Regions from separate parts of the Mus musculus genome. Here all the other regions are linked to region 3. Evidence: chromatin loops called from intact Hi-C (ENCODE). Cell type or tissue: heart. All regions are shown on one strand. Each heading gives the region's core, and the rest is flanking DNA. Links, peaks and the distances in the headings are about the cores only. Region 1 overlaps Dst (dystonin). Region 2 overlaps Dst (dystonin). Region 3 overlaps Dst (dystonin).

Region 1 (10,185 bases), core at 758-8,757, 74 kb before region 3:
ACCCTGGAAGTTTACCTCTAATCACTATAAAGTAAGAGGTAATGTGGGACAGACTGAATATATGATTTGAATATTTACTTTTAGTAATCTGTAATTACTAATTTGCCTTAATTAGTAATTAGGTAAGTGAGGGCACTGCCACCAAGTCCGAGGGCCTGAGTTCAAGTCCTACAATTCATACAGCAGGAGACAACTGACTCCCCCTAAGATGTCCTCTGACTGCTATACATGTGGTGGCATATAAAACACATATGTGTACACACACACACATACACAAACACGCACAGTAAATAGACAAATATAAAAAAAGATTACAGGTTTTTCTGCATATTATAGATGTTAAAAAATATGGCCTGCTAATCAACTCAAGCTCCCTATGGAACATATGGATTACATAATTTGAAAAGTCACGTGATTTAAAATGAGAAAGAACGGTGGAGTTATAGTTTTGTACACCATATGTCTTGAGATGACGTGCGAACAGTTAGGATTCTTAGCAAACAGTAGTGATCCCACTGACACGCACTCGGAAGGGCAGGAGTCAACTGAGACACTCACCCTGTATTTGTTATCACCGATCTGTTCAACTTGGAATCGCTTGGCACACTTACACTTGGCTACCTGCCTTGTGACCTGTCAAAGACAAAGGTATGACATTCATGTTAACCTCAGAACTTCATGGTGCGTGCGGGTGCGTGTGTGTGGGGTGTGGGGTGTGGGGTGTGTGTGTGTGTGTGTGTGAGGGGGTTAGAAACCCAGCTGCAGCAGAAGGCCAACAGTGAGTACCTCGTCCTCAATTTTGTCAGCATCCGTGATGGGTTTGTACGCATCTTTGTTTGGATGCAGAGCGGCCACGAATTCATAGTAGTCAATGTACCCATCACCATCTCTGTCAAAGATGTCTGCCACGGCGCTCATCTCCAGGCGACTGGTAGGAAACTCTGCAATGTACCAAGCGGTGCTAGTAAGGTGGTTTGTTAGTTATAGCTTAAGACGTATTTGACTGCGGACTTTGATATTAATGTGGCTCGTCAGGGTGATCACCTCATTTCTAGCAGTAAGTGAATGTATACGATGCAAATTTATCTTCAAGACATAGGGGGAGGGTCTTGAGAGACCCTCAGCGGTTAGCAGCACCTGCTGCTTCTGTCGAGTTGCCAAACAAGCTAACTCAGGGCACTTGCGTCCTATTAATGTGATTATCAGATCAGAATCATTAACTAGGATGATCAAGAAATCCGTACTTAGTGATTTACTCTTATGTGCCAGCTAACACGCAAGACTTTTACAATCAAATATTTTAATTTATACTCATAACACAGCTTGAGGAGAGCAAAGGGATATCCCTGCGGCCATACAAAACACAGGTGTATCTGACTCGAGAGCTCAGAGTATTCTGAGCTCTTCATGTTCTTCAGAGCTGCTGTGTTCCCAGTCAGGTTAGAAGGCAACACTTCGCTAGCAACTCAAGATTATTAGCGCCAGTGTCTTACACTGTGCCTAGTTTCTGTCCAAACTCCTATGGCTATTGCACGTCTCGGCACTTACTGGAGGAGAGAATCCCGTCGATGAATTCCTGTCGAGTGATCTTCCCATCCTGGTCCTTATCAATTCTCCGGAAGAAATCCATCACTCTCGATTTCTTATGGTTCATCCACCTCATGTATTTTTTCCGCCAGATGTCGAAATCGAAGTTGGCAAATTCCCTCAGCTAGAAAAAGTGAAAGTTTTGGCTGTTGTCAATGCTGTGCTTGAACAGTCTATAGAACTCACCTTTATTCTTGGCAATTTTATACACGTACACAACGAACTACCACCATCACAACTACTCTAGGTTCTCCTCTCTAAATCTCATGTCCCCAACCTGCCCCCTTCCAACTCCCACCCCCTCATAATAACCCATTAAACAGACTCAGTGATGCCTCTGCATGTATGGGTGTGAGCAGCAAATTCCATTTTCTGTTGGCTGAATAAAGTCACTGATGACGGTCTCCAGGTGATATACATCTCTCCCATTTCAAAGAAGATATGATTTTATAAGTGACTTCTTATAAAGTATATTTCATTAAGCCACTGATTTTTCTTTGTGAATAAAAGCCCTACGTAGAAAACTGCTCACAGCACCAGTCATGGACGTGTGCGCCCAGAGTGGCAGCCAGAGCTTAGTGAAGATGCAGGTCTTGGCGTGTACCCATCCAGTCCTTCCGTCCTACCAGCTACCTCCATTTGCTTGGCCATCTAACGTTTCCAAATTTCACAACATAAAGAACTAAAGCCTTCCATCACAGGGTATGTATGAGAATAGATGTATTCCAGCCAGCAGCAGACCTGCCAAGTTAGAAAGCCTTTCTCCGAGATCAGCATCAGGTGGCTATGATTTACGAGTTTTCTACCTTTTGGTTCCCTGGGTCCTGAACCCCATAGAGGAGTGTCTTACAGAAACAGGGACAATCTGAGTGTTCGTTTTGGGAGAGCACTAGTACTCAGAGGGTGAGACACTGCTTATGGGAGAGAAAGCCACGCTTTTGCTTTTTGAGTAGTGCAGCCTGCGGTGCAGACCAGAGTGGGGACAACATGGAGACGGAGCAGGGACAGAGCGGGAGTTTCTGACCTCCTCCAGCCTGTCCAGGGCGTCGTTGAGCTTCCTCCTCCTTTCCAAGGCCAGGAGCCAGACCTGCTGCCACTTGCTCACCAGCAGGTTAACCCTGGGGTTCTTGGTCTCGATTTGCGTCTGTGAGCCAGATGGATAGAAGCCCGAGGCTGGGAAGCGTTTCCCTGGTAAAACACAACTTCAGGTCAGGATGGCGGAACGTCTGGCGTGCTGACAGGCACTGAGATTTTAGCTCCTAATGGAGACTGACTTTAACTACTGTGTACGGCAAAGGCAAGCACCCCACCCTAGCTATTCTTATCAAGGTTCACATTCTGATCTCATGTGCTGCCAAAATGCATCTCGGCGGGGGCCACTTAAACACTGGGAACTCTGTAAAGGCAATGTTTCAAATGTGTTTTCTGTGGACGTCCATGCTGAAGTAGCACAGGGAGGCACGTTAAGTGGGTTCCAGGCACCCGCCCTTCTGAGAGAAGAAGGCTGAAAAGTGGCGTCCTCAGAACCAGAGCGGGATGCTTCACCAATGACAACCAAGCCAAGAAGGCTCCAAACCCATTCTCCATAGAGCACGTACACTTCCTCTCATATGCACACATCCACGTTGACCGAGTTAATACACTCCTATCTGGCTGTCTTCACAAGTGTCTTCACAGTTGCATAAAACGATGCGCATAGCGCATTCCTCCCATGTAACTAAATGGCTACACGTGGCCTAGAAAAATGATTGGCCTAAGATCACACTCCATTCAGGCTCAAGTTCATGAGGGTAATTACATGCTGGAAAGTATGCAACTGCTCCAGGAGTGTGTGCTAGCTCCTTCCGTCCAACCGACGACTGTTACAGAGTATCCTCTTTTGCAGAGGAGGAAACCCTAGCTAAGAACTAGGTAAACTGTTCAATTAGGCTTCCCAGCTGGTCCCAGGTAGGGACAGCAAGGGGCCTCCCACATTTCATTTATACAATCTCCTGGTTTCCGTGAGAGCATAGCAATCACAGCAGCTCTGCTCCCACTTAGAAACAAAACAAAACCAAAACAAACTAGCTAATACACCATTCAAAAATATACAAAATGTACTACATTGTAGACTGTGCTTGTTAACATTCTCGGCTAACAGCTACCATTCTGAATGCCGTCTTGGGGGTTAGACTCTTAGGGGATTAGTAAAGAGCGAGGCAGCCACAGGTGCATCAACAGAGCCCAAGCCTGCCCTCCACCCAGACCAGGGTCAGCTCTGGTTGGTCGCTACTTCTACACCAGAGGAGAATGTGCTTCCAAGAGGTGATGGTCTGGGTCCTTGTAGCCTTCCCCAGTTTCTTCTCCAATCTGAGAGGTGTACTTTAAACAAAGTTAAACAGAGGTACCTAAGTGCAGCCTTTTATTTCACTTCAAAACAAACAAACAAGGCTAAAAAAAACCTTAAAGGCCACATTTTCTTTAGAAAACCTTTAAAAGTGGACTGCTCACATGGAGTTCTGCTTTCTCTCAGACTTCAAACGCTAAGTCAAACAGAAAGGGAACTGGCTTGTTCAGCCACCTTTATTTTAAATAACCTGCCCCCAGCTTACTTCCGGCTCGTCCCTTGTCCAAGACGGGGATGTGAGACTGTAACGAGGGAGGGTCAGTGGCCCTCCTCTTATAGGTCTTGGTAACTTTATCAACGTCGGGCTGTTTTCTGGTCATTTCTTCCATGAAGGTCTGAAAGGGAAAACGGTGTCAATTAAATCACGGTATAGATTAAAACCCCGGGTGAAAGGGCTGTGCCATTATTTTTAAAGGATTATCCCATTAAGCAACTGTGACAGTTGGCGCTTTCAATGATTTCCGGAGAAGGTAAAGCCTGACACCGGACCAAAGGCAAGTTCAAATAAAAAACAAAACTGTCACTTTTCAGTCAGAAAAAACAACATCTGCAGGCCATCCTAGCTATCGGCATCAACTCCGTCTGAATTTCCAAGGTCTTCCACCAGGGGTTTAAGTGAACATGTTCCTGATGCCGTGCATTCTTCCCACACAGTTTAAAAAACTTGAATTGCTTTGCACACAGTGGTGGAAGATGGCCATGTTAAACACAGAGATTCCTACTGGTCACAGGGAGCAGTGAGATTAGTGCGGTACATTTAAAAAGTTACATTTGTAAAGGCTCAGTATCCTGCTACTCCTCATTGCATCTCCTTGGCTTCTTGTTACTGCCGACTGGTCCCTACACGTTGGGTATGTTGGCTGAGGAAAGGCAGAGGCTGCGGTCAAAAGTGACGGGAAAACATAAGGCAGACAAATGTTTCTTATGTTGGGAAACTTGAGCCACCGTGATAATTATAATATCCACATAACCTGAGATACTTTGGGACAGGTAGATACCAATAACACAGATTTAACATTTTAAAATTCTGTTTTTAGTTTTGTGTGTGTGTGTATGTTGTTGCTTGTCAATATATACACCACCTGTGTGTAATGCCTGCAGAGGTCAGAAGAGGGAGCTGCAATTCCCGAAACTGAATTTACATGTGGTTTTGAGGAACTGAATTTAGTTCCTAAGTGTTCTTAACCTTTGAGCCATATCTCCAGCTCCAGTAAACATTCTATGAATCAGGGCACATAGAAAGCCATCATTTCAGCATTTAAAACAGGTGGGGTGCTCAGGGTGAGTAGTCACTCTGAGGACGAGAAGGCACCCCCTTTCTAAGTAGGCTGCATTTGGAATATTCATGGTTGTTCATCTGAGAAGACAGAGGAAAAGCAGATAGGAAACAAGGAAGTAAGTGCAGGCCAGGGCCACAGCAATGAGATCAGACCGCCCAGAGGGAGAGTCAAGTTAAAATAAGACCAGCTGTAATGCAGCTGCGGGCCAAGAGGCTCACTAGTCTGGGAACGGGTTGGAGAAGCCTAGCAACAAGAGAAAGGAGACACCCGAGGGGATGGATTGAGTTTCTTTACCTGGTGTTCTGCAATGAGGGTTTTCACCTCTTCGATCTCCTGGGGGATAACTTCCTTATCTTTCTCGGTCAGTGTGGTTTCCGCCCACTGTAGCCATGCCAGCAGAGTCTCCAGCAGCTCCTGCTTGGCGATGAGCCCAGCCAGCGCCCCTGCTAACCTCTGCTGGTGCTGCTTCGCCCAGGCCAGCACCTGTTGCACGGACACACAGCTCGCTCAGGTTCTTGCAACTTAGTTTCATTAATGTAAACCACACCCATTTAAAAAGTCAACTAGGATCCTTCTGAGCTAGACCTAGGAAGCTTTCTGCTAGTCTAGATCTGGCCAGTGGCTCTCAGATCCAGCCTGAGGAAGCACCGAGTCCCCTTTCGAGGATGTCTGTCCTCAGGAAAATGTTAGCCATGTACCTAGCATCCAGGTTTACTCCTGTTTATCCCTTGGGCTTTCTCATGTTCAAGTATACCTTCTCTAAAGCATGCCTACTCCAGGCAGCTTTCAGAAGCGGCAGAATCTAAAGTGCTAAAGATCTTAAACAGGAGCTCAATTCCCATCGAGTTCTTCCATTCACTCCCACAAGCACACAAGGCCCCCCCACTCCTGGAACATTCTTCAGCGAGGCATTATTCCCCAGACACAGTGGAAAGGTGGGACAAAACCCATGGCAAAGCAAACATCTGCCATTTAAGGTCTCACAGACACCACTTGCAGGACCTGTAACGTTTCTAGTTAACGGCTCCTTCAGGGGCTGACACACTTGAGAGGAATCTACGAGACGCTTCCCCACGAAGGCCTGTCTTCCCACAGTCGGCCTGGGCTGGAGGATTCCCGTTTCCCCGCCCCCTGCACAGTCGCCCCTACCCCAGATGACGTCAGACGCACTGACCTCTTCAAACCTGGCCTGGATGATCGTGATCCAGTGCTTAATGGTGGTAATGGAGTCAGGGTGGCAGACGGCCAGAAGAGCGTCCCCCATACCGGTGGCCTTACTTAGTTCTGCCCTTTTCTCTTCCAGTCTCTTCATGAACTCCTGCAGCGGGCGGAGCAGACACTTCCGTTAGCTGTCGGCCCTTGCTGTGACATTCACTTCATGTTGTGTTACAGAAATGAGGTAGGACTTCAGTCTGGTGTAGGGTCTAATGCTGGCCGGCTGCCAGCCCGCAGTGGTATAAGCTCGACTTCTAAGTACTGAGCTGATTCTAAGATTCACCATGAGCCTGACACTTTCCCTACTCTTACAGTCTCGCCTCACGGGTAGTAAACAGTGTACAAAGCACTTTGGTCCTCCAGGCCATGCCGGGCAAGCCTGCACCACTATCAACAGGGAGGCAACGTTTCCTTGCTATACTCAACCAATCTCTGAGGAAGGGCAGCAATGAAAGTCAGAAGCAGATGATGTAACACACGCTACAGCAGAATGAGGGACTTCCAGCGTGACCTTGAAGGGCAAGGTTATTTAAAAAAATGGTGTTTAAAAAAAAATCTTTCAAGTGAATCAGAAATGTGCGGACATCAATACTGCATTGGGGGGGGGGGGGCGGGGTAAGCACTGTGAATATCTGACGTTCCCAGTCAAAGGTTAAGAAACATCTGTTACATGTTTCAGTTTTGTGTGGTTTTGGCCAAGTTTCAAGCATTGCTAGAGAAAAGAGCTTAGCTTGCTTTGGTGACCTGAGGTCATGCCCCCCCCCCCATCCCCTTAGCCATTCAACACTATGAAACCAATGCTTTAAATTTATAATCTATATTATAGGGTAGCTCATTACAATAATTTTTTATAAGGTTCTTGATTAAAAATGAGAAGTGGGCCGGGAGAGACCACTCAGTGAATGGAATGGGGTGCCTTGGGTCTGAAGGCTTGAGTTTGAGTCCCAGGATCCACGCATCAGAAGGCATGGGCACACATCTGTGCGTTGCCTTCTGGACCCCCCCACCCCCCAAGCACATGGTGGTCCACGCCACACACAAGCTCGCCAAGTGAATAAGACAAGGCCCAGAGAGAAAGGGGCTGCAGAGTTATAGTTTAGGCTTTAAATGAGTTGCTTACTTTGCATGCAGATGTAAAAACTATTAAGACACAGTTCTAGTGGGATATCCTGTAAATGCCAAGCTGCTCCTTTTGGAAGTTTCATCCTTGAAGTACACATACGATTGCGACAGAAGGGGCTCACTCTGGTCAGAAACCGGATGATCCTCTACGAAGGTCATCGTGCGGCCCAGAGACACAAAGCAGAGAGCCTAGTTCTCCAATGACTACTTTTCTTTCATAAGGGAATCTTAAGGGCCAAGAAGCGGGAGTGGGTGGGTGGGGGAGTGGGTGGTGGGGCGTGTGGGGGGGACTTTTGGGATAGCATTGGAAATGCAAATGAAATAAATAACTAATTAAAAAAAAACTATAAAAAAAAAAAAAGTACAGCTGCCTATCCAGGTGTGTAAGCAGGGAGGAGGGAGACAGTCTCATACTCGCGACAATCAGTCACGGGCTTCTTCTCTCTCCCTTTTCAGTTTCCCGTTTTGTACTGGAAGTTACTCACTTTATGTTGCTCAATGAGAGTCCGGAGAGCATCCTCATCATCTGGGAGAGCACCATGGAAACGCAGGGTTTGCTCTGCTTCTGCCAGCCACTCCAAGAGGGTGTGGACCACAGAGTGGAATTCCTCTGCCTAACAGTTAGCACACACGCAGAAAACAGGATTTCACGGGATACCCGTTAATGACCGTTACAGAACCACACATGGCCCCTCCCAGTGAAAAAGTCTTAGTGTGAATTAATTATGCACATTACTCCTATTAAGAAGACAGGGGTATTTTTTTTTTCTTTTCAAAATATAAGGAGAGATGTAAGATACCAAGGAGCCCACAGGAAGCCTAGTTCATCGTTCTTGCAGCCTAGTGTTCAGTGTGAGGCAGCCAGTCGGACTCCCAAGTGACTTATTCAAGCAGTACTAAGCAGAGATTAGTAAATACCCCTGCTAAGTACTTGCTGCTAAGTACTTGGAATTCTCCAGAGAAGCATGAAGAAGGGTCCAGACAGTTATGAGACAGACGAGACCTCCTTGACAACTGTCTAAGATGAGGGTGAGGACTGGCCCCGCTAGTCCACCTGAGCTGTCCTTGCTGTGACTGCAGGGCTTCACCAGCTATACTGAGCTCTCAGTAATGTGGACTTTACCTGTTGCAGGGCTGACTCTAGCCGCGTCTGCTTTGATATGGAGAGTGCACACACGGTCTCCCAGCGGGTGCTTAGCTCCTGCATCTGGACCCTGACCCAGGAGGAGTCATCTCGGCTGCCTTCGATGAGTTCCCTGGCAGAGCGCTTCAGGGCCTGCACGCTGCTGGTCCTCTTCCCCAGCTCTTTCTGGAAGACCTGGAGAAACCATACTGACCTTCATCACAGGTTACTTTTCAGTACAGAACCTAAATAGCCAAGTGCGTTGTCATGAGAGATGGATGTATATAAGACACCACATACATACATCTGAGGACCACAGATCTGAATGACTATACTTTTGACTGAGTCTAGCTCATGGTTCCTCTTTAAGGACTTAACACTGTTTTGAATAGATTTTGTTTATATTCAGTAATATTTAATTTAGGATTAAAAAATGAAATATATAAGATTACAATATAAATATATAAGTATATTAGATTTAAATAATAGTGATCGGCCTTCTCAATTTCAATTACACACACCCCTGACACACACACATACCCTTGACAGATAGACAGACACACACCCCTGACAGACAGACACACACACAGACACACACACAGTACATTAAATTCCCTTTCTTTTGAGTCATGCAGTAGAGAATACCAGACCCTCACAGTCAGTGTGGCTGATTACCTACCATTCTGAGAGACAAGCTACAGAGCCAGGACTGAACAAGCCTGGTGCACGTTACTGGGTCCGGAAAGACCAACGAATCTAAGAGAGTCATGTGGTCCTTTTCTCTATAATAAGCCATTCCCCGAAGCACCTTAAGAACCAACCCGTGACTTCACAGTTTAGAGTCATCTCATTGGAAACCTTTTGGGACCTCTGACCTTGTCTTCTCAATTTAGGCAGATTTAAGAGTAATGTGCCATTTAAGAGAATGGCTTCCTCAGGCCACTCTTACAAGTGGCATTGAGCCGAGGGCTCTTCATCATCAATCTAAGTGTCTGTGTATAAGACTAGATATTCAGACAACGAGTGTTCTGTCTACAATAGAATTACTCAAGCTTATACACAAATCATCCCACAAAGGGAGTTTATCCAGAACAATCCAGCCAGAGTGTGGCGAACAGGTGACAGGTTTCAGACTGACTGTGTTTCAATGGTAGGTGACTACAGACAGACAACATACGTACTATCAATACACACAGAATGGAAGATATCTACATAGTCACCCGTGACAGGACTAGTCAACAGTTCCAGAGGACTTTCCAAAGTTCTTTGTATAGTTAAACTTTTGGAGTCTTGCAACTACATTACTAATCCTTAATGAATAATTCATATTTGATGATGTTTTCTGTGTCAAACATCTGGAAAGCGCATTGGGTTGTAAATGTCTATAAAGTACATACCTATGCAGTCAACTTATTCGGAGATGTCTGAATTCACCACAAGAACATCAATAGAAGCAAAGCATTGTGGGCCTG
Region 2 (10,185 bases), core at 1,451-9,450, 51 kb before region 3:
TGCTAACAATTTAACTTCTCCGAGGAGTTCCCCCTCTGTAAGCTGAAACTTCTATGTCCTTTTTAACCACCATATTATAACTAGAAGAAAGAATTGGTACAGTTTAATCTTGTACCCAGAAAATTTGTGATGGACAGAAAACAAAACTCAGTTCAGAAAGATACGAGTTGATAGAAAGACTGCCAGGTTACGGGAGCCACGTTTGAGAAAACTTTCAATGTTGCCAATGAGAATGCTGTATACACCCTCTACAGTGAACACAGGGAGATCCAGCTATAGGACTAAGCACACCACCAGTGAAACAATGGATACAACTCATTACAAACGAAGACATTTTCTATCTCGTTGGTTGAATTGTAACATGGGCTGAATCCCGATGGAAAGTTATATATTCGACATCTTACAAGTTAATAATTTTTTTAAAAATGAGAATTAATTTTATTGTTAATAAAATTAACCACTTGAAATACACTGTTCAGTGATGTGAACGAAGTTACAATGTGGTCTCACTACATCTTCATCAGCTAAAAAACGTATCTCTTCATCCTTAAAAACCAACCAACTCATTAGGGGCTGGAGAGAGTGCTCAACGGCTAAGAGCACTGACTGCTCTTCCAGAGGTCCCGAGTTCAATTTCCAGCAACCACATGGTGGCTCACAACCATCTGTAATGGGGATCTGATGCCCTCTTCTGGTGTGCCTGAAGACAGTGACAGTGTACTCACATATATAACATAAATAACTTAAAATAATTCTAGCATATTAAAAAAAACAAAGCACATTTACAGTTTCTTTCTTTCTTTTTTAAGACAGGGTTTCTCTGTATAGCCCTGGCTGTCCTGGAACTCACTCTGTAGACCAGGTTGACCTCAAACTCAGAAATCTGCCTGCCTCTGCCTCCCAAATGCTGGGATTAAAAGCATGCGCCACCAATGCCCGGCTACAGTTTCATCTTTAAAAAGCATTAAATCCGGAAGCAGCCTCAGGTTAAGTGAAAACCGATTTTGTTCTTATCTTCATTTCTAGCACAGTGAGAATGTGCTAGAACCACAAGCAGATCCAAAGGAAACCACTCCCGTGGCATTACAGTGCTTTCCAGTCTGTTAGGGAAGATTTGTTTAATTTTTAGATGTAGGTGTAGGTCTGTGGGTTTGTGTGCACCACATGCAAGCAGGAGCCCCCAGGGGCCAGGAGGAGGAATCTGATGCCCTGGAGGTTTACAGATGGTTGTGAGCTGCCAGGTAGGTGCTGAGAACGAACTGTGGTCCTCTGGAAGAACAATAAGCCCTCTTTACTGCTGGGCACTCTCTCTCTAGGCCCTCTGCAGGGTTTTTGTTATTGCTTTTTTGTTTGTTTTTAAACATGGAATTTTTAGTCAAAGAAATCATGTAGGGTTACATGAAGTTCACTCTGTGTATCCTATGCAAACGAAGTTGTTTTCTACATAGCGGTTTTCTGAAACTTGAGAGATTAGTACTCTGCTTACAAGCTCTTGCACTCTTTTAAAGTGTATCATTCTGGAGACAGAATTCATTCTTAGTTACTTAACAAGTGATGAACTACGTGAACGCTATGTAAGACTGTCCAGGGAGGTAAGGAAGGATGGGAAAGTCATGCAGGGTTTCACAGTGATAGACACTCTGAGGTCACGCAGTCGTTGGCAAGACTACTTACTTTGCTCTTCAAGCAAATGGGCCTGGCCTAGCTGTGAACGGTAAACCCAAACCACAGGACTACATGAATTACTCGCTCATGAGTACTGTCTTAATTATAATCATATTAAACTATCAGAGTATTTTAGAGAAGTGTCTTTATACTTCAGGGGATACCAGTTTATAACTGATACAATGCTTGGTGTGTGTGTGTGTGTGTGTGTGAGAGAGAGAGAGAGAGAGAGAGAGAGAGAGAGAAAGAGAGTGTGTGTATGTGAGAGAGACAGACAGACAGACACAGAACTGCTAAACTTCTTTAAAACTTTTTTTAGCCTCTGAGACAGATTCTTACTTGAAAAATTTAATTGCTAAATGGTGCTGTTTCTAGCATGTACACATAGTGATTTTTGCCACAAAACTTAATTTTTTAACTATATCATCTTCCATTATTATCTATGTAAGACCAGGGCGAGGGGTGTAGAAAATACCATACGTACCATATGTGCGTTAAGCTGCTCCTTGGCTGTCTCTGGGAGACCTCCCAGAGGTTTAGATGCCAAGAGATGACGCTCTGTGTCCGTCAGCCACTGTTGCAAATCTTCGATTTCACCGTGGAACCCTTTGGCCTGCAGTGACAGGTGGTTTTTAAGTTTGTGTCACAAATGCTATCACTCTCCAGCAAGGTCAAAATGGCCCCAGCCTGCTAAGCCGTCTCTGCATCTCATCAGAATGCCAGGTGCCAGGAGCTGTGCTCACTACCTGAGCACGCCGAGGAAGCTCGGGCATAAGGGTATTAGGCTATTAGGCTAAGAACTGGAGCTCCGCCTCCTTATCAGCTCTGCTCTTTATCCCGATTATTTTTACTCCTCTCTTTAAAGCATCACCATTGGACCTGCACAAGGGCTAGCAAGGCACACCCGCATCACTTGGGGACTCTCTCCGCCTCTCTAGTCACCTGGCGCAAGGCGCTGTCCAGCTGCTGCTTTCTTTGATCTGTCTTTTCCAAAATATCCTGCCAGCGCTGATTGAGAATTCTGAGCTTGTACTGGAGGTTGCTTGCTTCTTCGCCTTCACTCGACTCGATGAGATCATTTCCTGCTTTGTTGACGGCTTCTACCGTGGACTGGTGGGCTAAGACGTCGTTTTGGAGCACCTGAAAATGTTAGCGTGATCATTCACTGGAAACACAGTAACAGAGAGGGGTCTCGGGCATCCCAAGCAAACCTCCAACTCAACAGGTAGCTAAAGACGACACTGGAATTCTTTTTTGTTTTTACTTTGTTTGTTGTGGTTTTGTTTTTCAAGACAGGGTTTTGCTGTGTAGCCCTGGCAGTCCTGGGGATTTGCTCTGTAGACCAAGCTGGTCTTGAATTCACAGAGATTAAACTACCTGTTTTTGAGTCCCAAATGCTAGGGATAAAGGTGTGCTGCTGCCGCTGCTAGGCTGACTTTTTCCACCTCCCGCGTGCTTGGAATACAGGTGTGGGGTACCACATCCAGTTGTAGGTATTGCCGAGGGATCAAGCCCAGGTCTTTATGCATGCTGCATAAGGAATCTAGCACCTGAGCCACAGCTCTAGTCCACTCTACCTGTTTCATTTCTTTCGGTGTGAAATATTCTGAAGCCGAAGCCTCATAACAAAAAGTGTTAAGGCAACAGAGTCCCTCCCTCCAGCTTTGTGGCTCCCTAAATGGACATACATTTAGTTGGCCAGCACTCTCAAAGGGACTGCACACACACTTGACAGCTATCCCCACTAGAATGACCTTGTAGCTGATCTACTACATACTTCTGTAGAGATCTGTAGAGATTATGACTTGATGATTAAAACATTTTCATTGATTCAAGTCCAGTTTAATTCGACTTAATCGTAGCATCCCTTATCTTAGGGGATACGCTCACGCTTCTCTTCTCATTATAACAGCACCACACATCTAAGACATATGTTTTCTAATGACTGTTTTGCAAGAAGAACTGTATTACATTATTCTCGCACTGAAGGGATGCTGGAACTACTAACTTGAAAGGACTCCTTTGCCTAGCGTTAGTCGAGAGTTCATTATAAACCTACCCTACCACTCACTGATGTATGTTTGGCAACAATCAAGAAAAAAATGTCATCTCTTATCCTATGTACGACATCGCACGTCTGGAGGGGAACCCAGACCCCGGAGGCTTTCCAGATGAGACAGGCAGCCCCCAGACGGATCCTTCTCTGGCGACTGAATCCGTTTCTGAGGCATCCGATGAGCCAGAGTTTTCCAAAGGCACAAACCCGACTTGAGTAAGGAGCCAGGTTCTGCAGAGCATGCTCTTTGATATGCTACCAGCAGGAAACCCTTCCTCAAAGTCTGAGAGTTAAATACTGCTGGTGTCTGCATCAATAGGACAATTCTACAGATTCCTTCCTCTGATGCTCAGAGGCAGGGGAGACTGCAAAGCAGAGGATAGAAACTTTCTTTCAGCCTTGGTTTTTGGCAATCTCAAGTCACAACACACTGGTCTTTCAAAGTTAAAGGGTAAAAAAGGTAAGAGGGCCTGTTTCTTAGTCACACGAACAGCGTTAAAAGGTTCCCACAGATCTCCAGCCGAAATAACCAGGCTGGGTGTCTGACTTTCCACCCCTATTACACACAATTCTAATCACTGGTACTTTTAAGACAATGGCCAGATTTCCTAAGACGTAAATGGTTCTGTAAACTCATTCCATGAGAACAAACATAGTTTGTTTTTATAAAGAGTCTGGCAAGTTACTGCTGCCCAGAGCCCAGAGACATTAATAGAAATGGTAGGACAACAGCATTTTCAGCCTGCAAGCTTTTAGGGTGTTTCCTACAATCTTAAAAAACTATTCAACATTAACTTAGCAATGAGTACGAGGGATTAAATCTTGGTGTTTGCCATGCGGCCCTACTGAAACAACTTCGCTATATTTGATAACTGTTACCCCGGTAGCTAGTGAAAAAATACTTTCACTGTGCCCTCCTAGGCAGCATTCTTCAAGGCATTTAATGACAGACAATCTCTGTCAAAATCACAAAGTTTAAGAACCTCGAACGTTAACGGTGACTGGCAGCAGTGGTACGTACGTGATGCTTAGCCAGTTCAATCTCAATGGCTTTCGGGTCTCCTCCAACGGGTTTCTGTTCACTTAGCAAGCCTTTGGTGTGTGTCAGCCATGCGAGGAGCTCGTCCAGGGCGTGCTGGAACTGACCCAGTGCTAAGAGAGCACCCTCGAGCTTGTGCTGCCAAGAAACAGAGAAGAAAAATCTGCTTAGACCCCAGCATCGTGAATAATGCGCTCTTACAAAAACAAGGGTAAAGGCCAACTGTTGAATGATGTCCAAGACCATCCTCATAGCGCATGAATCTTCTCATTGGTCAACAACAACTCTAATTTGGTGTGTGTGTGTGTGTGTGTGTGTGTGTGTGTAAATACAGCACACACGGGAGAATTTTAATAAGACGATTTAAGTGCTTCTGAAGTTTATTGACATTAACTGCTAACTTGATTTGTAATAGTAGTCTGATATTCCTGTCTGAGTGTCCATGCATGCACACAGGTCTCAGTGTTTACCTGTCTGCTGACAATTCGCTCGTCCAGGCTGTCCCAGATCAACTTCAGCTCCATCAGCGGGTCCTGGACTGTGTGCTTGTCTGCCTCCTCTGTTACTTTCTTCAGCAACAGTTCTGCTTGATGGTTCAGCCTTTCCATTTCTATCTGTTGTTGATAAGCTTCTGACTTAAATTGCTGCGGAAAAACAAAAAACAAAACACCAGAGGAATGTTAAAAAAATAATATTCAACCATAAATAACTCTGAAGTTCACATGTCCCATTGAGAGCAAAAGAGGTGGAAGTTTCTCCCTTTTATTCAATGGCTTATGAATAGTCACAGCTTGGGTATTTGACTTTTATTCTGCATGGTAAAATTTAATACATCCCATGGAGAAACATTTTTTAATATCTGAAACCCTAGAAACGCCTTTAAGGAATTTAGTAATTCCTGATCTCAGGCAAGCACATAGTATGCATTCTTTCATAATTTTTATGTTTTTACAACTGTGTTGTATTTATTAATAATTACTTCTATGTCCCACTGTTAGTGTAAAATAATTTATAATTATTGTAATTACCACTAGCAAGAAAAGGTCTTGACACAGCTCTGGGTGGCCCTTCACCACTATTTTGCTCAGGCTTGCCTCAGACCCATGGCAATCCTCCTGCCTCAGCCTCACAATTATGGGTACTACAGATCTGAGCATCATGTGTGGCTTTAGAATAACATCCTTCCTCTTGCTCTTTCCCATATGACTGACAGGCACTTAATGATCTTCGTTTTGCCAACCAACATTTTATTTGCAGTAGAAAATATTTATTTGAATCTGTGATATTCATTAGTGGCTGCTATTAAAATAATATTTCAATTACACCAATTGCAACAGACTACTGAATAATGAGGCACATTATAAAAGTCTCAGTGGCATGATCCAAATTTGGTCCTCCCCCTCTAAATACACCTCCCCTCCATTCAGACTGGAGGGTATCTGAAGGGCTGTACATCAAAATTTAGGCATAGCTGCTTTTAAGTACATAGCTTTTGGAGTGAGTTACTAATCTTGCACTGCCCCCACTTTGCTTATTTGTAATTCTACAAAGGATAAGAAATAAAAATAAAGCAATCTTTCATTTTTAAAAAACGAGCACTTCTTTATATTTCCTATGTGCAGACACGATTGTAAATCAACTTTTGGGTCCGTGAAATGGATCAGTGGGGAAAGCTGTTTGCTACCCCGCCCGAAATCCTGAGCCTGATTCCCTGTTCTCTGACCTCCTTACATGTGGGGCATCCTCGTGTGCAAATATGAACACACACATTAATAAATACGTGCAGCAGAAATAAACAGGGCAGTTTTGGGGTCTCAATCATGTCACCTGAGTGACTAAGCGGGAAACCTGGGGACTCAGTGACTTAAGGGAGTCCCCAGGCAGTTCCTTACCAGCTGGGAGCTCCACACTTACCTTCAGCTCTTCAATCTGCTGCTTGACGGTCTCCAGGTCTGTTCCAATGGGAGACATTGTGGCTAACTTGTTGCCTGCGATGTCAACCCAGTCGAATATTCCCTGCAAGACACATTTTCCACGTGTTAGTGCAGCGGCTCCAAAATGGCCGCAGCTCTGGTTGTTATAGGGATAGGCAAGAGCTCAAAGATGCTACGAAAGGCGCCGGCCTCAAGAGAAATCTAATATTAAAAATCAGATTCTAACTGGCTGAAACTTTTGAAAACGAAGAGCGTTTACCCAAATAAAAGCAGTAATATAAAACAGCTCCTCAAATACCAAGTAAATGTCACCTCCAATTCTGCACCAAAGCTGGCCAAGGGGATCCTATTCTTAAATTATCGAGCACTTTCAAAGAAAGTTCATTTGAAAATGTTTATATATTCAGTCACAAGAGTGGAATATCCTATTTGCTTATTTAAAAATATAATGTAAAAAAAGATCCAAATGTATCTATTTATTCAAATAACCAAGAAAATCACTATTTAGTGGTTCATCTAACCTTCTTACACTCCATAGATTACCATTAGAATCCTGTACATACATATAACTAAGGGTACCAGATTGCAAAAGACTTCACTGTCCCCTACTTTCTGCTTCTTCAGGGTTTCTACACATTCTACAAGGCTTAACACACATGCTTATTTTTTTTAAGGCAATGAATGTATAGTAGAACTATTTTACATTTAATGAAGCTGACAGAAGAGAAACCTTACAAAATAATATGTTTAAACAACCATTAGCCAGTTACTTAAGCAGCAACCTGGGAAGAAAATGAATCTCACTTTATAATCAAGCCTTGAGCCTTATGGAGTACCTAGAACCTCATCACAGCTACAGCAATACAACTTAGTAACTCAAGTTGCCATTCATGACCAACTGGCCCTGTGATGAAGCTTGCTGTTGGTGAGGAGTCTGTGTCAAATCACAGCGCCTTGCCCATGGCTCCCACGCGACCCTGGGCAGGAGCAGGATCTTCTCTAGCCATGGAAAACAATCCCACTCAAAACACTTGCCATCATGACGTCATTCCCCCCAACCCCCACACACAGAGTAGGAGCCCAATGTGGTCAGCACTGGTCACTCATTATTGAAGCAAGAAATCATTACTTCGCATGTGCACGTGTACACACCTGTGTGAGAGTAATAATAAGGTGTTATTTGTTATGGAAAATTTCGTGTATTTTCTGAAGTGCAAAGCCCTTGCAGCTGGCGTAAAGCCTGGCAATATTTATTTATCACACATAGGAAGAAGTGGCATACAGAAAGAGAAAAAAAATGCTTTCGTGTGAGCCTTAAAAATAATATTCACTTTGGTGTTATGGAAATACTTAAGAGAGGGTTTTTCCATGCAGTAAGAAGTATGGAAGATTAGACTCCTGCCAACCTGTTAGGAAATAGGGCCAAGGGGAGGTGTGGAGAGAGGGTACTTCCCTGAGCTGGCCTGAAGAGAACTTTAATATTAAAAATCAGTTCCTGACTGGCTAATGAACCAAACGGGAGCCTTGAAGAGACATGACAACTATTTTTAATAATTATATATATGGAAAAGAAGAAAGCGCCTTGATACAGACAGCTATGAGCCAATAAAATAGACTTCTATTTTAGTACACGGGGCTTTGAGTTGGTTCTCTCTAACTCGGTGAAACTTGGTGATATTTTTAGCCTGTGTTTACCTCTTTCATCTTACTTCACTCAGCTTTAGAACAGAACTCAGACTGTCCCCTGTCACTTCACTGCTGGGTGCTCGACAAGTTATGAAAAATACAGCGCGGGAATATTTACTTTCGCTTAAAAAAAACATTAGACCACTTCTTTTCAAAGTAGATGTATTGGCTACGTGGGCTAATCCATGGTTAAACGTATGTATAAATCCGTGTGACTGGAGGGTAAGAAATATCTTCTAGAAAGGCTGAGTCAGAGTAGTTGTGACTATGGGAATAGATTTGTCTGTAGCTGTGTACATAGTCACAGTTTTTGGGCTGGGACCAGAGTGTCAGCCATCCGGACATCAATGAGAGTGATTCTTGTTTCCGGCTGAGACCAGAGGACACGGCGGCCACCTCACCTGCAATCCGTCCTGGTACTGAACGGCAGCTTGCATGGCCTCTTCCAGTCTGTCCACCCGGTCCTTCCAAGCTTTATTTAGAGAATCCCATGCTGAATTTAGCTACGAAACAAATGTTAAAGTCCTTTCAGTGTCAAGTTTGTACTTTTGACTTCTGGTAAAAATGGGTGTCGCTCAGCTAAGTCACAAACGAGCCTCGGGTACCTCGTCAATGCTCTTCTTGACAATGGGTTTGTCAGGCTCCCCACATGCAGCGATGAGCTCTGAGCCTAGCGTGATGACCATGTCCAGCTCCTCCTGCAGGCCGTCAATCTCCTCTCTGATTGCCTGGAATCCAAAGCAGAGGCTCAGAACACCAAAGCCAAGACACGGGGCTGCGCAGGGCCGCCCGTGGGGGTTCCCACGTGAGGTCAGTTATCAGGGTTTTGTTTTCTTTTTACTTCCCAAGCTCCTCACATTGCCGTTCTTGGAACACAAAAACACCACCACCAACAACAAAAATATTTTATAGAAAATAATATTCTCTAACGCCAACTCTTTAGTGCAAAGACGAAAATAACTTTGTGGCAAAATACCAGAGCAATTTAAAAAATAACCCAAATACTGTCAAGCACCAAAGGACATTTTGCTTTTCTCAAATACTTTGCTTGTTATGTGTTCCAAAGAGACCCCAGTAAAATAAGAGCACAAAGATTTTATGCAAAGCAACGTATCTGTTGGGAAACCCATGATAAGCTCGCTTTGATGTATTACCCTAGGTAGGATCTGTCAATCCTACCTTGCTTTTCATGGTCACTGTTGAACACACTCACTAGGCAGTGAGTATTTAACAGGCACGGGCAAAGCCCCAGACCAAACATCTGAGGAGGAGACATTCACCTAGTCTTCTTCCAGGCCCTACGGCCTTGAAAGCACGTCAGCCAAGTACACGAGAAAGAAAGTATAGAGCATGGGTAATAATCCAGTCAAACCTTGAGGCTTATCACAGGGGCGGCAGGGATGATCACTGCTTCGAGGAGCAAGGCTATGGAAGAGCGCGGAGGGAAAAGGGACAGAGGAACGCCTGCGGCAGCATGGCCACCGGCTCGTGTGCACGAAGCTGCATATCCTGCCCTGCAAAGTCAGGCTTTACCCAGTGGACGGGGTCTGTCTGTCTTCTATCTGACACAGACACGAGCAGGGTGGGCGCAGAGCGATGATCTTAGGGACAATCTGGAAGCAGCACCTGTGAGTCCACGGTACCTTGGTACTCACTAAGCATTCTGCGTTCAGAACTAGATGCGGATTTTAACAGGACTGGGGGGGTTGTCTCGCTGAACTTTGCTCTTCTCTTCCGTAGTTCACCCAGGTCTGTTACTTACCTCTGCAGCTTCCTGCTGCTGCTTTACGACCGAGGGGTCGATT
Region 3 (10,185 bases), core at 1,483-9,482:
TAGGCCTAGGCTTCCTTCTCTACAACCCAATCCAACCTCTGTTTCATTCCTCGCTATAGCATTATGGATCTAGTAATTGTGTATTAACTCGTGTATAAGTAAAACAAACCTGAACCTCAGGTTCCTGTCAACTTGCACTCTTTCTAAAAGTCCTTATATAGTTAATACATTGTGCCATATGCGTGTGCACTCACTTGTACATGGATTTACTGGGCATTGGACCTAGGGCTTTGTGAATATCTGGCATGTTCTTCATTACTGAGCAATACTACAACCTCAAATTAAAATAAAAAAAAATCCTCAACTATTTCTAGGCAAATGGCTTCCATCTTTGAATATTTCCCCTCAAGCATTCTATTAAATTCACTCAGCATCAACCAACTGTTGGAAAGCTACAACATGAAATCTCAGCAGCTCTGTGAAAGGACAAGTCTAGCCTTGTGACTGTGGCGGACACTGACTTCTAGAAAGTTCACACTTGAGAACTGGACAGTGAAGTGGCAAAGAAAAATCACACAGAAAAAAAAAATCCCAACCCCCTCCTGTGTTTTAAAAGTCTGTGATTTTGTGTTGTACTGCATTCAGAACTACCAAAGGGAATATCAAGTTTATTCCTCTGAACACTGATCAAGTATCTGGTCCTCTTTTTATACTTTTTCCAAGGTTTTCCTCTTTTCCTTTTCACTGAGATGTAGTAATTCAGAATGACTTTAAAAACGGATTTTAATTCTCCCTGTCTCTCTCTCTCTGTCTCTCACTTTGTGTGTGTGTGTGTGTGTGTGTGTGCCACACACACACACGCATGAGCACACATATATGTTATGTGAATGGGAGTGCAGGTGCCCTTAGAGGCCAGAAGTGCTAAATACTCCTGGGGCTGGGGTTATAGGTGGTTGGAGCTGCCCGGTTTGGGTGCTAAGAACTGAGCTCAGGTCCTCTGCAAGAGCAGTATCCACCCCTAACCACTAAGCATCCAGAACGACTCTGGACGGCTGCAGGAACCACAAGTTGGCTTGGCCTGGCTGCCTTGAGAGGCATGCGTCACAGGTTTTTCAGGTTACAGTACGTGCCTCCTGGGGCGCAATGCGCCTTCCTGTTCTAGACAGCCCAATGCCCTCCCTCAGGCAGTGAGCATTCAGGCTGCTTTGTGTTTCTCTGTGTGTTCCCTCAGGAGTCAAGGAAGCATGGAGACTTGACAGGACAATGGATCTTGGATATTAATCTTCCATACCCTGTTTAACTTGCAGACTCCATTGTAATCTGATAACTACAACTGTATTGATCCTAGAAATTGTCATTATATTCTGATTCTGATAGGACAAGTCTCACTGCTCTCAATAAAATTGTCAGTCTTGTTCTGGCCCCTCCAATCCCACCCTGGTTTCATTCCTTTTGGATCTATGAGGTGACCTCAGCCTGGTAAGTAAGTACAGGCACTTACTATGGCCCTCTGACCTCACCTGCCACGTCACCATGTTACCACGGCTTCAAGACCATCTTTGATATGCTCAGTGCTGCTCTCCGCTATGGCCCACACCCAACCACGGAGCTACAGAACCACCTGGGCGGATTGTTAACACACACTGGCCTGATGCAGGAGGAGGTCTGTAGTAGGGTTTTGCAAGTTCATATTTCTAACTAGTTCCCAGGGGATACAGCAGTCTGTGTGGATGCAAAAACTTCAGACCTAGTTTGGCAGTCTTGTAATTCCCCGCCCTCCCCGCTGCCCCACCTCCTATTTCTCAGCTGCGAGCCATTTGGTTCTAAATAATTCCCTTTAGAAACGATCATTTAAAAAACATACCAGTTTTCTATTCAGATCCTTTATCAATAACTTCCTGTCCTTAAGATGGTAAGATCTGAAGGCCAAAAGCTTAGGACCTGTCATAACCTGACCCTGGAACATTCATCCTGTGGCAGGCGTTTATACTGAGATCAAATGTTTAAGCTAGCCCTGGTCATCTTAATATTCTCCCCAAAGCAGCATGTGTCCATGGAAGCCACACCTGGGCCCCTTCGTGTGACATCTCCTATCCCTGACATTCATTCCCAGTCCCCTGGGATCTTACCCTCAGCCAGGAAGCCTTCTTGCTTGCCTAGGTTCCACAGGTGCAACGTTAGTTCTCAGAGCATGGCGACAAGCACTGAAGCCCACCTATCGCCCCACAAACAGTAACTGCTTAGTGTGACTGGTTTCAGAGATGACATGCGTTTTAATGTGTGTGTGTGTGAACACGTGTGTGCTCACATACATGTGCATACACACGTGGAAGCTGGAGGACAACCCTAGCTGCTGTCCCTGGAGCTGTACTGTATGCTTTTGCTTGTTTTGTTTTCATCTATGACATGGCGTCTCTCACTGGCCTGGTACTTGCCGAGTAGGCTAGGCTGTCCAGATGGCCAAGGGTCTGTTTCTGCCTCCCCTGCACTGGGACTGCAAGCCTGTGCTGCCACGTCAAACACTTCTGCATGGCTTCTGGGACAGAACTGTCCCGATGCTGCTAAGTTAGGCAAGCACTTTACTGAGTGAGCTGTTTCACAAAGCCCCGAGAGGTTTGTGTGTTTGTCACTTGGCACAGTATACTAAAGGACAGTATTTAATAGAATGTAGTAAGGGGCTTCTATTTAATGGCGTTCCTCTGTAGGAGAAGTTCCAATCCTATATAATCTGACTGGCGAGGCTGTTAACAAAAGCACATGGGGTAGAGAAGTATCAAAGCCCCTGCAGGGTGGAGGCTCTGTAGGAAACGCACACCCTTCAGCCACACCTCTTCTCGCAAACATCTGCCCATACTCGCAAGTAATTCTGATAGCCCTAGGAGAGTCCCTGACATAGGGGAAACCCTCACGATGCAGGGGGATTCTTGAGTCCGATTCTGTCTGCCTCTGAACATTAGGAACACTTAAGTTGTTTCTAAGCTTACGGTGCCAAAAAGTGATGGGAAGAAGGTTTGAAATAACTACGGTGAAATAATTGAAAGTCAAGCCATTCCAAGGACCAACGGGATCCACTTCACACTGTGCACACTGCGGCTCCTACCTAGACATATCTAAACTTACCGAAACCTCCAAACGACAGAGTAAAGTAGGAAACTTACTTTCTTAGTCTTTTTATCTCACAAACTGAAGGAAATTCTGTACCTACGAGCAGTTTATACAAAGACAGGATAGGAGGGGAGGCCCCGTATTCCTTCAACACTGGCTTGAGAGAAGAAAGAAGAGCTGAGAAGACAGAAGCCCCAGAAGTGACCTCACAGAGGAGATGGGAGCCTGCCCTTTCCGGATGAATGCAAGAAAATCCGTGAGCATAAAGCGAATGAAAGAAAATAAACACTAATCAAAACATTACTCAGCGCATAGCATTTCATTACCAACTATGAACCTTCTTCATAAAAACAGCTGAATGACAGCTCTCAGAACAACACCCATGATTTTGAATACTTAGAGAAAAAAAAAAGATTCTGAAATGTTTAACGGAAATCCAAAAGCACACGAGACTCCTGGATGTTTTCTGAAGAACACTCCGTTGACCATGAAATTGGCCAAGCGGCCGTGAGCACCCGTGAGCCCGAGTGCGCGGATGGACTCACCCATCTCTGCCAGTGCCTGCTTCCAGGACTGGGCCTCGGGAGCCTCTGGGTTCTCTTCCAGAAGCTCTGATAGTTTGTCTTTTAATTCTTGCACTTTGTTTACATTTTGCTTCAGTTCTGCCTCAAATGACTAACAAGGAAAAAAAAAAAAAACAATAATTAACTACACAAAAAATATGGCATCAAAAGAGAAAAAGCATTTCTTCTCTGGAACTCTGGAATGACTCAGAAAGGACGCCCCCCTACACACACACACATACACACATCAAATGCTGGAGTGGGCAAGGACCTGGGTTATGTAGCTGATAATTCTTATTTTTTCCCCTTGACCATCTTCAATTGTGAGACACAGAAACCCCACAGAGGAACACTCTGTGGATGTAATGACTGCCGTCTGTAATTTCCTGCTTTCAAACGACGCTGGGCCAATGCAAGCTGCTCTCAGTGAGGTTAACTGAGAAGCAAATCAGCCCTGGTAAAGGCTTCCAGAATTTGAAACTCTACTCGAGATTCCACATGGCAGAATTCAAGTACGGGTTGGTAATTTGCCCAAATTTTTGTCATGGTGGTGAGAAACTACTTTCCTAATCTTGGCAGTACAGAAATGCTGTTAAAGAGGACGGTATTAGCCGTCCCGTTTTATAGTAGACAGGCCAGACACTTGATACATTTAGTCCATAACTAAATCTTTCCCAAAAGTTGATTACTTAATATCGCAGATTTAAGCTGATTTAAAGACGGCAAAGTTACTCATACCCTACAGTTTATTCCTTTTTATAATGTCAGAGGGCTGGAAAAGTGACAATTTGTTGCCCCAATGTGACTGATTTTAACAAAACAGTCATTATTTGATGAAGGTCTAGGGAGAAAACAGAACCGAGCTCATGGCCCCCAGGGCTGCTCTGGCTAAGTCCACTCAGTGCGCCTTCCTGCCCTGTACCCAGCCTACCTTGTTCTGCTCCACCTGCAACTTCACAGACTCAGTGTCTGCAGGTGTAGGTGTCTGGCGCCACCTGCTGGCCGTCTTGTTCATCTTCTCTAACCACTGCATCATTGCACTGGACTCTTCCTGAGCCTTTTGCAATTTGGAGAGCTTAGTGTTCAGTTCAACTATTTTATCCTTGAGTAAGAGGCCCAGGTCTTCGTAACTGTGGCTTATGTCAGTCATGTCCTTCTTAATAGATGTTAAACCTACGAGCAGGAAGAAAAGTACACGAATGCATGCTGAGGCTTTTGGAGAGGAGCGATAGCATTAGACTGATTGTACACAGCGTTTTCTTCTATTTTGACACTGTTAAGCCTGCTACGATGAACCACAGACTTTTTAGGATAGAAAGAAGAGGTCATACTGCAAGTTAATAACAAACAACTCAGGAGCATTGTGTAACTGTAAAACGTAAGAGGTAGCATGATGGAATTGTAAGCTTAAACATAACAGATTTCTTGGGTACCAAACAGCAAATGAACAGGAAGGAAATAAAACCAAGTCCCAAAGTGAAACACCAAAGGTTCATTTATCTCAGATGGACAGGTATATCAACATATTCATGGACATGGTGACCATTTCAACTCGAGTTTAAGATCTCAACAAAACTACTGCCCTCTAAAACATCAAACTCCATTAATCACTCGCCAGACAGGGTTACTAGTCACCTTTATTTGCCAAGAAATCCTGAGTATTTGTGTCTGTTCCTTCACCATTTAGTATTACTCCACCTGCAACAAAACAAAACAAAACAAAAAAAAAAAACAATGAACAAACAAAACAAACAATGAAGTGACTTTAGATTGCCCTAGTACTTCTACCTATAGACGGCATTAAAGGAACCGCCACTGCTCATTCGTACAAGTGACTCGGCGCCTCACTTTCGACTGTTCATAAGTTAATCAAAAGCTGATTCCCAAATTAAACAGCTAAGATGTTTTATGCTAACGTCATCTTATGATAAAGCTGGCGGTAAAGGTCCCCAGCACCTATGTATTAAAGAAAGCAGTGCAACTGAGAAGAAAATGTCTGCTCGGCCTAATGGCTGTGCATCACCTGTGGCCGCGTACACAACATAACCACAGGGCCAATGAAGGCAGAATGATTTAAAAAGAGACGAGGGAACCGTCTGAAGGTAAAAGCCAAAACAAACGTCTGTTTCTAAGTCCACATATGCTGACACAGAGAACACAGGGTGGGTAGTGCATGGACCTAGAGGACGCCTCTCCTGAATTTAGATGCCAGCTGTGCTAACTATCAGCTGTGTGCCTGAAGAGGAATGAATGAAGCTGATGGGTACCACGGCAGCTACCCTGTGAAAACGCCATGGGAACCACACATAGCTAACCCATTACCTACCAATCAGATCCTCCTGAGTGGGTCATAATAGCTATTTGTCCTATATTATCATAACTATCTGGGATTGGCATGTCTCCATAACCACAATGTTAATAAAATCCAACTTTCTCATGCTAGCACCCACTGGCTGCCTATCAAAGGAGAGAGATGCCCATGCAAGAGCAACCATAGAAACATTTAAACATCCGAATTCCTCCTCCCCCTCTCCCATGTGTGTGTGCGCGCGCATGCACATGTGCGTGTGCATGAGTGTACGCACAAGGCATTTTCCAAGGAACGGAAAGCATCCTAGACTCTCCAAACTAATTGTTAAACGTCAAGCAGAGAACACCAAGCAAGAGTATAGATTTTATTCCAGATAAAAAGGAGATGGGAGGAACTAAGATAAATCAAAGACAATAGAATTCCTCTTCTTAAGAAAAAAAAAAGATCAACTTGACGTCTCAGGCAATCTGATTAGGGCAGACATGAGGGAGCATTGTGGCATATACAATATGGGCATTGCTTGAAAAGGGAGCAACAGAGTGGAAAAAATGGCTGTTTGAGAGAAGCGCAGCTGGAACATGAGTGTCACTCACAATGGGACAGCTGGAGGCCTGGTCAGACTAGATAAACCACAGGACACACAATGGAGATAGGAGGTTGGCCTTCTATCTATTCCTCAACTTAAACAAAACAAAATGCCTCTGTAAATACCCCTTCCCAAAACACTATATTTGTTTTAAGTTAACTTGGGAACCAGGATTTATACACAACTCTGGTCTTGGGCTGAGAAGAGCTGGGTCAGCCAGGGCTGAGGCCGAGATGTGAGCTTACTGGTGAACAGGCTGCAAAATCAAAAGCTTTGGGAACCATATACAAACAAGCAGTCAGACAAAAGGCGAGCTTGCCTCATAGACAAGAGCCCGCACCCTTGCCTCTTCTTTACCAGGAAACCAAATCTCTTTCCTTACTACATAGTATACTGAGAAGAGACATAGCTCAAAGAGAGCTTCACTATCTCCCCTTAAATAAAAAGACATTTTGCCTGACAGATTGGGGGGGGGTGTTTGTGTGTATATGTATATACATATTCCTATGCTTGTGGCTGCGCATGTACAGGTGTGTGCTATGCATATGTCTGCTCCTGCACGTGGTGGCCCATCCTGGGTGCTTGCTATCTTCCAAAATCAGTTTTCACTTTACTTTCTGAGGCATGGCCCCTCACCAAACCAGAGGGTCAAGGATTTGGTGAGTCTGGCTCGCCAGCCTGCTTGGAGGAGTTCCTGTCTCTGCCTCCCGAGGGCTGTGGGCAGCTAGGGCACCATGCTCACTCGTGTACAAAACACGTGTGGGTGCCGGAGATTCAGACACCCATCCTTATGCCTGCACACATGTATCTGCAGAGTCATCTCTCCAATTCCGTGACAGATTAAGTGTGCCTTTAAAAGTCACCTGCCCGACCTCTTTTACTTTGTATTCTTGAGGTGATCTTTTTTTAAAAAAATTTTTTTTAATTAATTTCAAATACACAAAAGGACCGTGGGAGATCAAATTCTTACAGATTAGTCATGAAAACTAAGCGCATACCTGATTTGGCTGCGGCTATGGCCTTTGCAGGGCTGATCAATGCACTCAGCAGGTTACATAGTGAGACACCACTGTTGTTTGCTTTGTGAATTTCTGGTGCTTTCAGATTCCACTTTTCTTGTAATTTCTTTAAACACAAAAACACGTTATCTTTCAGTCTTCCAAGTATCTTCAAAGTTGTACATTACAACTGAACTTCTTAAGCATATTTGAAAGCAACAATGACTGCGGGCCCAGGTGACTGTTAACACTGTTGGCAGAGGAGAACAGGCAGAGCCCATTCTGTGTTCTGCCCCCAGCCACAGTGGGAGGCAGGCCGAGTCCTGGCGCCACGGGAATGTTCTAGAGTAACTGTCAACTGTAAGTCTGTAGGGCTATCCCAGGTGCGGCTACATCATAAGTAACAGGACAATAAAAGCAAGACACGGGTGTGCAAAATTCCACCTCGCGCCGAGTTGAACTCCCGACATTTCAAGGAAGTGTTAGAGCTACACAGTCTCACTGAGAAAATCTGACACAATCAGCCATAGCGTTTATGACTTAAGTCAGACAACAAAATACTTATACACTACTCATGCAAGAGACTCAAATAGCTTGTCTTCCAGTACTGGTTAGACCTTGCACATGAAGACAAGGGTCTCTTTCTTACTACTTGGAAAAAAGGTATAAAAAAAATGGAAATTAAATTGAAATTTGATAAAGAAGGAAACTTTAATATTAGGGGGACTAAGGATGCACTATACATATATTTTTTGTTAATAAATTGAGTTAACAAAAAGATTATGTAATTCCTCGATTATGTAATTTCCACAGATCCTATTGGGCATTTGTGAGACCAGTTTGCTTGATTTTAGACTAAAGGACCGCATGCGTCATTACTAACACAGGCAAGCAGAAGTTAGTATTAGGTCTGATGAGCCACCTTGGTTTCTTCCAGAGATTTTCTCAAGTCCTCTGTGCCAAGAGAAGGCTTCACAACGGGAACCTGCTTGGTTGTCTCTTTTATCCATGTTTTCAGTGACTGAGCGAGGGTTTGAAAAGCACTCAGCTGCTCCTGACAAGAACTTAGAGCGTCTTTCCTAATGAACAAAAAGGAACCAGAAGTCAAGCTGCAAAGCCAGATGTTCCAAAAGGCCGACTATTAACCAGCGGTCAATACTCCTGAATCGGGCTCAACTTTAGCAACCATTTTCAATGCACTAGCAGCTCTTGGGTACCAGGCTGATGTGTTCTTATGTGGTGAATGAAATCAGCTAAGTACCTACCTGTTGATTCCTGAAGCAAAGCTCATAGAGAGGGAACAGTCAAGAAATATGTAACTCTCACACAACAGTACTCTCTAATACTACATAAACTCTAACGACTTTGACAGGTCTGTTTTCTACAATGTTCAGTGCCAGCAGGCAAAGAGCCAGAAAATACATGTATACACTGCTGACTGAGGAGAACACAGGTCATGTTAAAGGATGTCTTAACTTGGCACTTTGGAAAGATGACATTTCCACCTCTCCAAAGAGATGTAGCCCAGTGACTGGAGTTTTAACAGGTGCTTACCCACCCCAACACATAAGAAGCTCCTATGTAAACCCCATGGGCCTTTCTATATGCCAAGCATAGGCCCTATGGAGACCGTTACACTTGACGTGTGAATGGCTTCTGTGTGCACCTGACCTATGTGCTGGAGATAAGGATGTATTTCAGCTGAACAAACTACTGATGACCACATGGTGTTAATGATTTAATAGTCCTCACATTACCTGGATTTAAAATTGGAATGGACAACCTAGATTATGTAAGACAGCCAAGAACACATCTTCTGAGATGGGTTCAGAAAGAGAACCCAGAAGTTTTAGGTAGAGAATTCTAAGGAAGTACAACTAGATGAGAGATAAATGGCCAGGCTAAAACATCTTTTGAGGGCTCTTTCATTCATAAAAATCAGATGTGTGTTCTAAACATGATACAGAAAAATATGAAGGCACAGAATAGAATCGCATTGAGTCAAAGGTCAAAACTGGGCCACTGCCTTATTCTTTGTGGTTCACTCACTAATTGAAGCAGTAAGCGGTCATATTTTTTATTATTTATTTTATTTATATGAGTCCACTGTTGCCGTTTTCAGACACACCAGAAGAGGGCATCGGATCCCATTACAGGCGGTTGTGAGCCATCATGTGATTGCTGGGAATTGAACTCAGGATCTCTGAGTTCATCTTACCAGCACCATCATGCTCACAGGATGTTCCCACTTTTACATAAGTAGCGTTTTCCATTTCCCAGTTTGGTATTTTAGCCAATCGTAAACTAATGTTTTTGTTATTGTGTTTTGCTTTTAAAGATGGTCTTACTTCAGTCCAGAGTAGGGCCTCAAACTCTCTGTAATCCCCTTTCAGCCTCCTGACTATATTTAATGCACAGATCCACCAACAGTCTGAGCCTCCACAGTTTGGAAACCAACTCAGTCATAGACTTACATAAATATAGGCAACCCAGCTGCTGAGTACCAGAGTGGGATAAAACACATTGTCTTAGAGAGGGACTTACTTTTCTTGGATAGTATCCTCCATTTCTTTGAATTTCCTTGACAAGTTATTAGTTTTCTCAAACACCAGAGCTTTGTCCCCTGGTAAGCCATGGCTGGATATCTCTTTCAGGAGGCTGTGCAAAGCTTCGAGATCTTTC

The links. Hi-C counts contacts between places; a loop is a spot of excess contacts. Peaks named below come from ENCODE experiments on the same cell type or tissue, not always from the same donor. Only the 100,000 strongest peaks of a DNase experiment are listed, where the experiment ranks them.
Region 1: a loop joins it to region 3, with 2.1 times the contacts of the local background. A loop is called at or near these places in 6 of 42 quality-filtered maps.
Region 2: it touches region 3 in a loop (2.5-fold over the local background); 11 of 42 quality-filtered maps call a loop at or near these places.

Annotation. Positions count from the first base shown.
Region 1 is chr1:34,285,910-34,296,094 of GRCm38, reverse strand. It overlaps Dst (dystonin), which reads right to left. Exons shown (of 103, transcript NM_001276764.1): 88 at 8,714-8,908; 89 at 8,076-8,204; 90 at 6,428-6,571; 91 at 5,548-5,736; 92 at 4,179-4,308; 93 at 2,612-2,775; 94 at 1,549-1,711; 95 at 787-941; 96 at 559-633. Among named protein-coding and RNA genes, the nearest start is that of Gm26788, 110 kb to the right of the region's middle. In heart, for the core only: CTCF peaks have their summits at 4,540 and 5,094 (motif pointing right); DNase peaks (open chromatin) are centred at 5,454, 6,644 and 8,164.
Region 2 is chr1:34,263,448-34,273,632 of GRCm38, reverse strand. Dst (dystonin) reads right to left here. Exons shown (of 103, transcript NM_001276764.1): 74 at 10,143-10,185; 75 at 8,986-9,108; 76 at 8,782-8,883; 77 at 6,675-6,776; 78 at 5,231-5,404; 79 at 4,743-4,898; 80 at 2,608-2,805; 81 at 2,150-2,278. Among named protein-coding and RNA genes, the nearest start is that of Gm26788, 90 kb to the right of the region's middle. In heart, for the core only: no CTCF peak of the experiment used is centred there; a DNase peak (open chromatin) is centred at 4,872.
Region 3 is chr1:34,212,931-34,223,115 of GRCm38, reverse strand. Dst (dystonin) reads right to left here. Exons shown (of 103, transcript NM_001276764.1): 52 at 10,048-10,185; 53 at 8,426-8,582; 54 at 7,504-7,630; 55 at 5,244-5,306; 56 at 4,540-4,781; 57 at 3,591-3,720. Among named protein-coding and RNA genes, the nearest start is that of Gm26788, 40 kb to the right of the region's middle. In heart, for the core only: a CTCF peak has its summit at 4,607 (motif pointing left); a DNase peak (open chromatin) is centred at 4,585.